2 separate regions of the Homo sapiens genome follow, and region 1 is linked to region 2. Evidence: chromatin contacts called from ENCODE Hi-C or POLR2A ChIA-PET data. All regions are on one chromosome and are shown on one strand. Each heading gives the region's core, a stretch centred on a gene start or an enhancer-like site at or near the end of the contact. The rest is flanking DNA. Distances are from core to core; before and after follow the strand shown.

Region 1 (3,915 bases), core at 1,416-3,915, 110 kb before region 2:
ATAAAACCTTTAGATTATGAGGCTGACACACTGCCTGCCGTGCTAAGAAGGTGCTTAAAATAAAATATAAACTCTTTAACACACCATTCAAAGCCCTCTATTTGACCCTAACCTACCTTTCTTAGCTTCTACTATTCTTCTCACTCCTTAATATTATAGCTGAAGTAAACTATATTCTGTTCTTTAATATCTTCTGACAATGTCCTAACCCTGTGTCTTATTTTATGGGTTATAATACATCTTTCATGAAATGCTTTTGTCCAGCTCTCTCTCTTCTATAAAACTTACCTTTATTCCTCAATCATGGAATAATTTTTCCTGCCTCTTCACTGCCATAACTCTTTATCTGTACCTTGTATTATGATCATTATTTTATGTACTTACCTTCCTGGTCCATAAACTCCTTAAAGTCATGGTTTGTTTATCTAATGCATATTTTTATGACTCTTTCCTTCTACTTTACTTGTTTCCATCCTCCTAGCCTAATATAGTTTCTGGGCCAATATTTTAAATAGAAACAAATAACAAGAGTAGATATTTGATGCTTCTAAATTATTTTTAGCTCTTCTCCCTAAAAATACCTTTAATCTTATTACAATAAATTCTTCAAATTTTCAGATTCCAAAATCAAATGAGTAAGAAAGACATAAAAATTAGAGGCAATTTTTAAAAAATGAAATTCAAATTTAATAATAATTTTTAATATTGTATGTTTTAGTTGCATTACTTGAAGATATATTTTGAAGGCTGGCATAAACAAACTAGGAAAGAAAGTTTTAGACTTAGATTGCCACTTAAAAAATATGTTTTTCTTTATATTCAAACATAATTGAATTTCCAGTAATCAAAATGCCAACTTTTTTTATTTAAACCACTTCTTATTAAAATAACTTTGTCAGGGCATAACTAGCATAGGACCTGGCGTAAATTAGGTCTTCAGTAAAGGTTTGCTGAACTTAAGTGCATCATATACTCCCAGGCCTCTTCAAATGCCATATCTTAGTCTGTTTTTAGTAATTCAAAGACAACATTATGACCTTTCATTATTAATCTGCATGCTAATACAGTTCTGTGGTTGTTTTCTTGTCTGTTCCTTGTCAGGCTATCTCCAATATCCAGACTTCCTCCTCACTTTGTAATTTGCTGCTTTTATTTTATAGAGTAAAACAAACCACAGGTACTTTGGAAAGTACATCTCTTAGCACTTCTCTGGTCTCAGTGACAGTCATGTATCCCAGGAAAAGCCAAGCTTAGTTATGGATCTTATATTAAATAAGAGTTAAGATTCCAAGTGAGCTATAAAGTCTGTAGTTTTTTTTGTTTGGTTTTTTTTTGGGGGGGGTGCTTTTTGTGTTGGCAAATTCAGCCAGCGTGAGGTTTTTTGTTTGTTTCTTTTTTGTTTTTTTGCCTTAAATCTGGATTCAAAGTTATGTTCTGGGGCTTGAAATTACCAGAAGCCTGACTGGATTTTGGGGAGTTGGGGAGGGAGTTCTAGTTCATAGGCAATATACAGTCTTTACTCTTCAGATATCTTCACTCATAAATGAAGGTAGTAGTGACAGAGAGAATGAAAACAGACAACTTTTTGCCTCCTTTAAACCTTATTTTGGTCAGATGTTCAGGTGATATATATACTACATTCTGTTTTGATTTGTGTTAAATAAGGAGAACATTAGAAGATTTGATTCTACTGTTGCTACTCACCAGGTGATTGGACAAATCTTTCTTTAAGCCTTCTGACTGAACTTTCTCTTTTATAATAGGGGGATAATTATTCTTTTATAATGGGGGATAATTATTCTGTCCACCTTACAAGGTTATGACAGAATGAGAATAAGGTTAATGGTGTGAAATCCTTTAAAACATCGAAATGCTACATAACGTGTGTTCTGTTTACTATTGGTATTTAAACTATACCTGGAAAAGACTATTCTTTTACTGAGTATAGTACTATTACCAGTTTTAATGTGACTTTTCTTCCTGAGCAGCTTGTTCTATATATTTGTGTAGGCAAAAACAGCTGGAAGACATCCTGGTTCTGGCCAAACAGTTCCATGAGACAGCTGAGCCTATTTCTGACTTCTTATCTGTCACAGAGAAAAAGCTTGCTAACTCAGAACCTGTTGGCACTCAGACTGCCAAAATACAGCAGCAGATCATTCGGCACAAGGTAGGGAGTGGTTACAGTAAATGAAAATAGAAAACTGGAATTAGAAATCCTAGAAATGAGTAAACTGCCTGCAGCATTCTAGAGGATGTGTGTTTTGTGGGTTTAACTTAAAATATGGTCAGATTATTAATTGGAAAAGTCACATTCTTGAAATACAAATAGAAATTGACTGATAGGCTACCACCGGAATAAACAGCTTTTGTTCCCAATTTTTATATTATTTTTGCCTTTCAGTCGGTGAGTTTTTTAATTGTTTAATTTGTTGTATCATTTGTTATTCATCATTTTGTGTTTACTTTTCATTTATTTTGTTTCTGTTATTCATTTTTTCCATCTGGATTTCCAGGCTCTGGAAGAAGACATAGAAAACCATGCAACAGATGTGCACCAGGCAGTCAAAATTGGGCAGTCCCTCTCCTCCCTGACATCTCCTGCAGAACAGGGTGTGCTGTCAGAAAAGATAGACTCATTGCAGGCCCGATACAGTGAAATTCAAGACCGCTGTTGTCGGAAGGCAGCCCTACTTGACCAAGCTCTGTCTAATGCTAGGCTGTTTGGGGAGGATGAGGTGGAGGTGCTCAACTGGCTGGCTGAGGTTGAGGACAAGCTCAGTTCAGTGTTCGTAAAGGATTTCAAACAGGATGTCCTGCACAGGCAGCATGCTGACCACCTGGTATTCATGTTTCCATTTTTATTGGTTATGTTATTCTGTTATTTTGTTATTTTGATTCATGTTTCTCTTCATTTATTTTTTTTTCTTCATTACAAACACTTCAACTTTATTTTATACACAAGTGCATAGTTAGTGGACTTGATGCTGACTGCTAATCTGTTTTTGGATGAGTCCATGGAAATACTTATATTTAACAAGTTAAATCAGTAATTCTAGAAGATGGTACAGGGTATATAGTCAGGGGCCATCTGAACTCCAACTCATGATTTACATTATTAGGTGATGGGTCACTAAGATTCTATTTGAGCAGTTTTATGAAAGATAATGTGCTTTAACAAAACCAGATCTATCTGTGTAGTGCCCAGGATTTGATCATACAGTTAAAAAACTTTTAGGATATTTCTGGATTTGTTCAAATTCCGGGGATTCTGTGTCATCTTAATAGAAGAGTTTGCCTTTTTCATTTCATTTTTATGAAATCTGTTTGGGAGAGTAAAAATAGGTAATTTTTCTAATAGTCTGATTCTTTTGCTTCGTCAACTTTAAATATGAAGAGAGTTTTTAACCAGGATTCTGATTTAAGTCAGTCTGTTCTTACTGAATTTCTTCTCTTGAACTTTCTGTTTATTCCTTATTTTGGACACAGTAGACAATTTTGCTCAATTTCACTTCTGCCTTTCTTGGGTTCAGGTTTGGTACCAATAATTGGTAAAGCTGATGTAATTCTAAGTTTTTCTCATCCAGCGCATAGGAAAGCTTGCCTATAGGTATCTGATTTAATTATTTTGAATAGTCAATGGGCTAACCAAGGAGAAGATGAGGGGATCAAATATCTGATGTTTAAATTAAACTAGTATTCATCTCTTTACTTTAAATTTGATCTCTTAAAGGTCTCGCATTTTGTTTCATTTGTAGTGCCACAGTTTCAGGATTAATGGTATTCTTTCCTTTCAGGCTTTAAATGAAGAAATTGTTAATAGAAAGAAGAATGTAGATCAAGCTATTAAAAATGGTCAGGCTCTTCTAAAACAAACCACAGGTACTTTGAAAAGTGTGTCTCTTAGCACCCCTA
Region 2 (4,098 bases), core at 638-3,137:
GGTGGTCGTGGGGGAAGGGTGAAGAGTAGCTGGGCCAGGAGATGACCTGAAGTCAGATAGATGTGGCCTGCAGGTGATGCAGGAGTCCATGATGACGCCTAAGTTTCTGACCAAGCAGCTAAGTGGATGGTGGAGTCATTTACTGAAACAGGGAAAAGGGGGAGGAAGGGTGTGGGGGAGAAGGCCAAGGCCACATTTTGGACATGTGAAGTGTGAGATGCTCGTGGGATATCCAGCAAAGGTGAAAGGTAGGTGGTTGGACAGGAGTCTGGAGCTCAGGGAGCCATCAGCATGGTGACCCATGTGGACAAGCTTAACTCGGTGATTTCACTGAAAGTCCTGGGACTGGGCGGCGTGATTGCCCAGGGCATGGGTTCTCAGTGGTATCATACTGCCCCCTAGGGGCTACCAGAAACTGCAGTCTATTTTTGGTGGTCAGTAATACGGTGCTACTGGCATTGGAAGGAAGGGATCAGGGAGGGACTCTAGATGTCCTGCAGTCTCCTACGTAATGGAGAGTTACTCTAAATCCTGGACTTTCAAAAGCCCTGAATAACATTCATGTAGATAAGAAAAATCTATTTATAATGATCTGAGCCTACACCCTAACTCCATGTTCCATATAAATCCAAAGAATTATTTTTTTGTATCAAATTTTTCCAGAAATCAACCCATCCTGTCACTTTTCATTTCTTTTTGCTCAGAATTTTACCAAGAGATTTTTACTATTTCAAAACATCATGTTACTTTGATTCTGCCAAAACAACACACCTGAATCAGTCCACACTACTAAGTGCAGCTCTAGGCAGAAGTACACATGTTCAAGTACTTCATACATGTAGTTGCTTCCAAGCATTTGAATACTGAAATGCATATTATGTTATTACAAATTGTTTTCCTTTAATTTCCCTTTATATTACAACTATGAAATAATACTGTGGGGTTTTTCGTTTGAGACAGAGTCTCACTCTGTCACCCAGGCTGGAGTCCAAATGGTGCAATCTTGGCTCATTGCAACCTCTGCCTCCCCAGCTCAAGCCATCCTCCTACCTCAGCCTCCTGAGAAGCTGGGACTATAGGTGTTCACCAAGATGCCTGGCTGGTTTTTGTATTTTTTGTAGAGATGGGGTCTTGCCATGTTGCCCAGGCTGGTCTCAAACTCCTGGGCTCAAGCAATCCTCCCACCTCGGCCTCCCAAAGTGCTGGGATTATAGGCGTGAGCCACTGCACCCAGCCAATACCGTGTTTTTAATTAGGCATTCACTGGAAGGGTGCAGAGCTGTGACTTCCATCTCAGCACACTAGAGCATGAGCTGTAAGAGGCAGGTGCTAGGGTAAAAGGGTGAGAACTATTGAGGTAAAGAGTGAATACAGATACAGAAAAGCCATGGTGAGCACTGGGTCCCTCCAAAAATTTAGAGACTAGGAGGAGGAAGAGACAAGGGAAGAGACTGAGGGAAGACACCATGGGGCAAAAGGTAGGAGAAGAGGGAGGCCACCATTGTCACAGGAAGGCAAGCAGGCCAGGCAGGAGAGAATGATGCAGGCAGGGGAGTAGATCTGGCTGCAGGAAGACTAAATAGTTCTCTTCTGATTGTTTCTATAAATAAGCGACACCATCAGCTGAGAGGGAGAGTGTATGAAGCAATGCTGGAGGGCTGAGGAGTGAAGAAAAGGCGTGTTTTCCAGTCAGACGATGGATGACAAGTACCTCCAGCAATCTGGGAGGACCACTGGGCATTGCTCAAGGTGCCCTTAAGACCTGAGCTCCTCAACTCAAGAGGGACCAGATAGCTCAGGGCTGTGCTTTTCTCTAGCACACAGAGTTCTGCACTACGTAAGAAGGAGCACGAGAGAGGCAGCGGGATCCTTGGCAAGAGGAAGGAGAGTGCATGCAGCGACGGCGCGTGAGATGTGAGTGAGGCAACAGGGCAGTGTGGTGTGGGTGGATGGGCAGCGCATCTATGAGTCTAGGACACGTGCCAACCATGAAAAGCCCCAAAAGGATGACGTGCTGTCACATGAGGAAATCTGAATATGCACTGCAGTTGAGAGAATAGTATTGTAGCAGTGTTTGTTTTCTGATTTTGAGAACTATGTCCTGGTAACATTAAAAATACCCTGTTTCTTATGAAATACATGCTGAAGTATTTAGTGGTAGAGGAACATGAACTCTCCAACTTACTTTCAAATGGCTCTAAAAAAATACGCACTGTCTATAAAAATACACAGAAGGAGAATAAATAGGAAATGATGTTCACCAATATAAACAACTGGTGAACTTGAGTAAATGCCAGCAAAGGTGTATGGGGTTCATCGCACTATTCTTGTAACTCTTCCGTGAGCTTGACATTACATAAAATAAAAAGTTACAAAAACAATAACAAGACACCCCTGTAGGAGCAGACCCAGGCGTCTATGCTTCTTCCTCTTTTAATGAAAGGAGACAAATGGGAACTGAAATAACCCAAAATAAAAAACAGAAAAGCTTTTCAAAGCCCAAAGCTAACTCCACCCTAGCAAGGCTGAACGGTTCTCCTGTGTCTGGTAGCTGGGTCTCCTCCAGATTCCCTGTTTCTCAGCCAGAACCACGGCTCATCCTTCCACCCTGCACGGCCAGCTGCCCTCGCCCAGCCTCCCTTGTCACCACACGATGAGTGGTTCCTACCTGGTCCTGTGTGTTTGAAGATAAAGTTTTCATCATCAAATTTCTTCTTGTAGATGGACTTACCCCTGGTGCCACCGTGGTTTGTGAAATCACTGCCCTGGCAAATGAACTGGGGGATAATGCGGTGGAAGCTGCTTCCCTTGAAGCCGAGTCCTTTAAATGGGTGCACATGTAGAGAAAATTCTCTGGGATTGAGAAAGAGAAAAGTGCTGAGGTAAGAATATCTAACTAGATAATTAAAACTCCAGCTCTCTGTAACATGCCATCTCTACAAAAATAAAAATAATCATTTGGGTCCCAGCCACGGTGGCTCATGCCTGTAATCCCAGCACTTTGGGAGGCCAAGGTGGGTGGATCACCTGAGGTCAGGAGTTCGAGACCAGCCTGGCCAACATGGCAAAACCCCATCTCTACTAAAAATACAGAAACTAGCTAGGCATGGTGGCACACTCCTAGGTGACAAAGTGAGACCCTGTCTCTGAAATAAAATACACACACACCCCCAAACTCCAGCTCTCCAAATCTAAAAAAGTACATAGTACCTTTATTTAAACTAAATGCTTAAGTGTGGAAGTGGCACACAAATAGATAGAACAGACTAGGTGAAAAGAAGAGAAAGTCCCGAATAGACCCAGAAACGTATGAAAATTCAGTATTTCAGCTAGGCATGGTGGCTCACATCTGTAATCTCAGTACTTGGGGAGGCCAAGGCAGGAGGATTGCCTGAGCAGAGGAGTTGGAGACCAGCCTGGGCAACACGGCAAGACCTCATCTCTATTAAAATATATACATAGGCCAGGTGCGGTGGCTCGGGTCTGTAATCCCAGCACTTTGGGAGGCCGAGGTGGGTGGATCACCTGAGGTCAGGAGTTCAAGACCAGCCTGACCAATGTGGTAAAACCCTATCTCTAATAAAAATACAGAAAATTAGCTCGGCATGGTGGCATGTGCCTGTAATCCCAGCTACTCGGGAGGCTGAAGCAGGAGAATCACTTGAACCCGGGAGGCAAAGGTTGCAGTAAGCTGAGATCATGCCATTTTACTCCAGCCTGGGCAACAAGAGTGAAATTCCGTCTCAAAAAAAAAAAAAATATATATATATATACACACACACACACACACACATATACAAAAATGTATATATATGTGTATGTATGTATATGTGTGTGTATATATGCATATATATGTGTGTGTGTGTGTGTGTGCGTGTGTATATATATATATATATATAAAGGAATTAAATATTTCATAAAGCTTGGCATCTTAAATCACTGGGTCAAAGATGGACTTTCTATAAACTGGTCTTAGGACAACTGAATAAACATTTGGACTCCCCCACCCAATTATGCTAGGCAGCGATGACCTGAGAAGGTATATAATGACCAGGAGCTCAAATCCCCACAGACAAAGGTCTAGGTCACCCCACCTGA

Evidence for each region. Hi-C counts contacts between places; a loop is a spot of excess contacts on that map. ChIA-PET counts read pairs that join two places held with the same protein, here RNA polymerase II (POLR2A). Pooled maps may share reads with other maps.
Region 1: a loop to region 2 is called in a map of endothelial cell of hepatic sinusoid, with 7 times the contacts of the local background. The contact joins two enhancer-like sites. A Hi-C loop is called at or near these places in 5 of 168 maps with a recorded cell type or tissue (HepG2, dorsolateral prefrontal cortex, endothelial cell of hepatic sinusoid and 2 more), 3 of 37 single-sample maps with no recorded cell type and 10 of 50 pooled maps. POLR2A ChIA-PET finds 5 or more read pairs at or near these places in 5 of 52 experiments (B cell, CD8-positive, alpha-beta memory T cell, Caco-2 and 2 more).

What each region holds. Positions count from the first base shown.
Region 1 is chr1:39,425,445-39,429,359 of GRCh38, forward strand. It overlaps MACF1 (microtubule actin crosslinking factor 1), which reads left to right. Exons shown (of 101, transcript NM_001394062.1): 62 at 2,011-2,170; 63 at 2,517-2,843; 64 at 3,798-3,882. Among named protein-coding and RNA genes, the nearest start is that of BMP8A, 64 kb to the right of the region's middle. Within about 2 kb of position 2,666, at least 2 of the 41 ENCODE cell types and tissues checked have a DNase peak (open chromatin) inside an H3K27ac peak, as active enhancers do; they include gastrocnemius medialis, where a contact is called at or near this core.
Region 2 is chr1:39,538,989-39,543,086 of GRCh38, forward strand. It overlaps the pseudogene PPIEL. Among named protein-coding and RNA genes, the nearest start is that of PABPC4-AS1, 24 kb to the right of the region's middle. Within about 2 kb of position 1,888, at least 13 of the 41 ENCODE cell types and tissues checked have a DNase peak (open chromatin) inside an H3K27ac peak, as active enhancers do; they include gastrocnemius medialis, where a contact is called at or near this core.